Linked DNA regions of Homo sapiens: region 1 is linked to region 2. A link is an interaction called in ENCODE POLR2A ChIA-PET data of the cell type or tissue named here. Cell type or tissue: IMR-90. All regions are shown on one strand.

What was found. Peaks named below come from ENCODE experiments on the same cell type or tissue, not always from the same donor. Only the 100,000 strongest peaks of a DNase experiment are listed, where the experiment ranks them.
Region 1: POLR2A ChIA-PET joins it to region 2 with 6 read pairs; 1 of 35 experiments calls an interaction of 5 or more read pairs at or near these places.

What each region holds. Positions count from the first base shown.
Region 1 is chr7:91,127,074-91,129,573 of GRCh38, reverse strand. The region is part of intron 14 of CDK14 (cyclin dependent kinase 14); the gene reads right to left. Among named protein-coding and RNA genes, the nearest start is that of FZD1, 140 kb to the left of the region's middle. RefSeq lists an enhancer at 809-2,500. In IMR-90, no CTCF peak of the experiment used is centred here; a DNase peak (open chromatin) is centred at 1,453; H3K4me3 peaks cover 319 bases; H3K27ac peaks cover 1,213 bases.
Region 2 is chr7:91,227,532-91,230,031 of GRCh38, reverse strand. No RefSeq gene overlaps it. Among named protein-coding and RNA genes, the nearest start is that of FZD1, 36 kb to the left of the region's middle. In IMR-90, no CTCF peak of the experiment used is centred here; a DNase peak (open chromatin) is centred at 1,491.

The DNA.
Region 1 (2,500 bases), 100 kb after region 2:
ACCATATGCCTGGAAAAAAGCAGTTAGTTCAGCTTACAACTCAAACAACTGTACAAGAGTTTTCCTTGAGACAACCATGGTAACTAGGTATCCAGTGGAAATGACTTAGGCAAACTTCCCATTTAGTCACAGAGTATATTAAGAAGACATTTACCTAAAAGTAGAGGTTTAATAAAATCAATACTTTTAACTTCCTCATCAAGAATATTATTAAGTGAAGCTTTTTCCGCCCCCTCCAAAATTGAATTGTGTGGTTGTGAAGACACAGTGCCCAGGAATACAGTTTAGAGTGTCACTGCTTTGATTCATGCTAAGGAGCCAGCAGTTTTACCCTCCATTGCTTTTGCACCACTAGTGCAAATGTCAACACAGTGTAAATGGCAAAGAATATCTTAGTGTTATTATGAAAACAGTTTTGACCCCATGAAGGCCCTGGGCGTGAAGCCCCTGGGGATCCACATGGTATATGGACCACACTTTGAGATCTGCTGACATAAAAGACGATGATAAAACTATCATTTCTTTTCTTTAGTATCCAGGGACCTTCTCTGAGGAGAACCCACAAAACTGAAAGTAAGACTTTTAACACATGGTTACTCAATCCACAGAGTTGTGGAAACGTTCAACAAAGAGTATGATAAACATAAGAATGTCAATATGTACCAGCAATTAGTTAATGGAGAGGAGATGGATTGAGAAGAATGTAAAATAGTGGAGAGTCTAAGAAGTCAGTGAGTGCAGAGCTGACTCTGCAATGCGGAATTGAAAGGAGGGGCTGGAGAAAAGGGTAGGCAATGAGACCAGGCATGCACAAACACCACCAATTCACCCCTGCAGTCTGCAGGGCCAGGAGCCTTCAACTTGCCTGTCTTGAGTTTACGGTAAGGGCTTCTTACTTAAAGGTACAGACTGGGAAACCTACTTGTTACTTGTAGACAACTATACCCAATTATTTTATTATAACATTTTTTTGACAATGTTTTCCCTCAAAGTGGTTTGTTTATTTATTAATCTAATAAATCTGTCAGTTATTAACAAATTGGGTTTCTGTGAAAGATAAAAAATCTTAACGTTAGGTGAACATTTCAGACAGCATTCTATAAAAATTTTGTTTTCAAGGCCAGCTTCTGGACCACACAATACAATTCCCAAATGAGGGGATGAGTGGATTCACACTGATGTTTAAATTTTTATATTTGACAGAACTAATGCAGTATATCTTGAAAGCTATATACAGTAGCTTAATGCTAAGCTTTTTATGCTGAATACAGAATGGAATGAATTTTGCACCAGTGTTTTGGACTAGGAGGTTTTAAGATTCCTATTCACATTACACAGCAGTCTGAGGCTGCTTGATAAAACAAGCCTTGGCTATTTAACAACTGCCTCATAAAATGTCTCAATATTTAAGAGAAACCCAAGGCAAAGACATTTTGAAAATATACATTTTAACCAGAATCTGGATGCTAAGTAAACATCCTTTAGTGTTCAGCCAGAAAGACTTGCAGCTGTGGCATTTGTGACTTAACAAGATGAAGATCTCCACGCCAAAAGATAAATGATATCATAAAAGTTTCTTATCAAAACAAAATACGTTTTCGGATGGAATTTATGTTTAAAAAAAGGCTTTAAACAAAAGCTCATTTGATACATTGTAAAAATACTGGAAGCCTTTAATTTGGAGTTTAGTATGAATACATGCGAGGCAATACTATTTTCTGTTTTGCCACTGTGTTCTCTTTTTATAAACTGCAGATTAATTTCCTCTATAACAGCAACTTTTTAGTTTAGTTTTGTTTGTAAATAAGGTTACTGTAAATTAACTTTATAGTAGAATATTAAATTCTAGATGAATTGACATGTAGGCAGCAATGAAATGGGAGAACTTCTCCTTTAAAAAAAAAGAAGTTAAAATTTTAACATTGTACCAAAATAGGACACAGTCATATTCTAAAATGTACATACATTTTTTCACATGGATTAGACACAAATCTCCCAAAGGGCATGTGGTCTCTTCTATCAATGAGACTGCACGTGAATCCGGAACCCTGGTTTGATATGTGCAGCCTAGCTAACCACTGAGTATAAACACCAACCCTGTTATAATTCAGTATGCAACTAAGCTAGTCTTCCACACTAGCAGAGGGGGGAAAATCCCTCTTATTTTCTGAAGTTGCCCATCTCTATCCGCTTCTGTCGAATTGCCGCAATTGCCCAGATAAAACATTTGAGAGTATGTCAGCTTTAATTAATGTAACATGACCTGATCATTTCCACAGTTAAGAATAAAGAAGTTTGCTTTCTTTAAATCCAAAGCTCAACCTGGAGATTATGCTAAGTCGCTTCATTCATAGTCCACACTCCTCTGCTCATGTCAGAAGGACAGCATTTGTCCCCTCTAGTGATAAACAAATTATACATGAAATCAATTCCACTTCACAATCATTTTCCCTATTGGGTATTATCTTTCCTTCCCTGCTCCCTCCAGTTAAGCCCGCAT
Region 2 (2,500 bases):
AAAATGTGTTAAGGCTGCAATGTATTTAGTGAAGATCAGTCAGCCTTGACTAAAGGCTGTCATAGAATAGAACAAGTGGGGCTTTAAAATAAGGCAAATTCAGCAAAAGGCCATATTCTGGTTAAGTGCATGATTGCAGATTCAAATATGTTTGAGATTTTCTGATCAAAAACAGTGCTTAGGTCAAGTGTGTTGGCTCACACCTGAAATCCTAGCACTTTGGGAGGCCCAGGCAGGTGGACTAGTACAGCCCAGGAGTTTGAGATCAGCCTGGGCAATATAGGGAGACCCTCATCTCTACAAAAAATTTAAAAAATAGCCACATGTGGTGGCATGCACCTGTGGTCCCAGCTACTTGAGAGGCTGAGGTGGGAGGATTGCTTTGACCCTAGAGTTCGAGGCTGCAGTGAGCTATAATTGTGCCAATGCACTCCAGCTTGGGTGACAGAGTGAGACTCTATTTCAAACAAAACAAAACAGGGCTTGGCCATTCATTTTTCCCTCACTATGATTAAAGCAACCTGTTAGCCTGACCAGTCTGTATAATCATGACAGACTTTTTGGGTAGTGGGTGGCCAGTGTCTGTAACAACCTCATCTGTTATTCTGGGAGGCCAAACAGAAAGGAAGTTGTGGAGTTGCTAACTGATGACTTTCATTCAAGCATTAGCTTTCTCTTGCTGTTGTAATCCCTAGGATTTTAGCCAGCAAAATTCCCCCAAAACAATGAAGCATCTTTACTTGCTGAAGGTGAATCTAAAAAGCGCTCTTGTGGGAAATAGCTACCTCTAATGTCCCATTCACCACACATGGCAATAGGCTAGGAATCCTCTAAGAAAGCAACAATGGAGATTTATGTTGCCATCTGTCTTTGGGAGATTTGAATGTTTATGTCACTCTTAGCTGTAGGGTTTTGGCAGCAATATTGTTGATACACAGGAAGGAAAGATGTGATTAAAACTAAGAGGCTAAAAGCTGGAAGTTGATCTGATTCCATGTGATATTTTGTCATCAGAGCCTACTGTCCTTCCAACCCTTCCCTCCTGCTGACTTTTCCCCACTCATCTTACTCTATACCAAACAAATGATCTCCGAAGCTTACCTTAGCTGAGTCTCTATTAAAACCACATAGGCTCCAAACAACACTCATTAACAATGGGGAAGAGAAAGTGAACAAGGTGGCGATGCAGGAGTCCCCTGGAACAATAGATGCATTCTCAGCATTCAAAACGACAAGAACATTCAGCAAAAAACTTTGAATGTAAATCTCTCCTCCCAGGTCCCTCCAAAGCTTTGTGTATTTCAGTCATTTCCCTTCTGGTCCATAATACAGTACCTTCAGATTACTCAAAGGTCTGTCACATTTTCTGCACAATTTATTTTAATATAAATTCACAGAATCAAAAACATATACAAAATCTCTACTTTTTTCTTCTGGAGTAGCTCACTCTCCCTAAGGAGGTGAACAATGGGATTTGTGTTTGAGCATAAGTATTAAGCTTTAGAAATGAATCACATGTGACTCAGTTATTTTTAAAAATAAACAAATAAAGCTGGGGGAAAAGAAGGTCAGAGAGAGAATAGTTTAAAGGGGAAAAGAACAAGCCATGTATTTTCATGAACTGCGGAGACGTAGTCTAAATACAGAAAAGGGGACTCCTGTCATCTCCAAGGGTTGAATATCTCACTTCCTTGCACCAGCTCCCATACCCACATACACATTTTCATTTGTTAGCCTGTGAATAAAAATCCCTGTTCCCCAAGCATTTCTTTACATTTAGAAAATTGACTGTATACTGTCCTAGCTATGGCCACAAAACTTACATTCTACACAATCAAAACCTTGTAGACAAGAGAGTTCTTTTTGCCTTGGATGAGGTAGGGTGGAAAACTTGATTGCCTGTCCCAAAAGGTGTTATTTTAGTTCCTTGTGAAACATTTAAAGCTAGATGACTGCTTATTTAATTCTTTGGCACAGCAGGGTTTTTAAAAATTAGTATTAAAAAGCTACTTACCTAGGCTAAGTCAAATCCAAGCATTAGCAAGTCTTAGTGAGACTAGAGATGGAGAGAGTGCTTGTTGGCTACTTGATGCAGATTATTTTTCCTTTGGGACAGTTGCTGCCTGGCTTTGGGAAGCAGGAAGCTAATGAGAGACAGACAGCATCACTCCTCTATGTAACACGTGGTTTCCTGTGAGGCAAATGGGACTCTGGGCAGTTATCACCTCAGGATTCAAAAGCAATAGGGTAGACAAAGGTTTCCCAAGTGATTACAAGGTATAACATTCAGTTGCAGGTAATTTTAAAATCGGGAGACCTAACTCCCAGAATTCCAAGAATATCCCAGTCTGGGATTTTCTACCAAACTCTTCCTGATTGGCAGGCACACAGGTATTAGGATGGGGCCTCTGTGTCATTCAACGCCAGAGGTGTGATGATTTTAGCACATGTCTGAAAATTCTTGGAAACACTTCCCATCAAGAGGTGGAGTCTAGTTGCC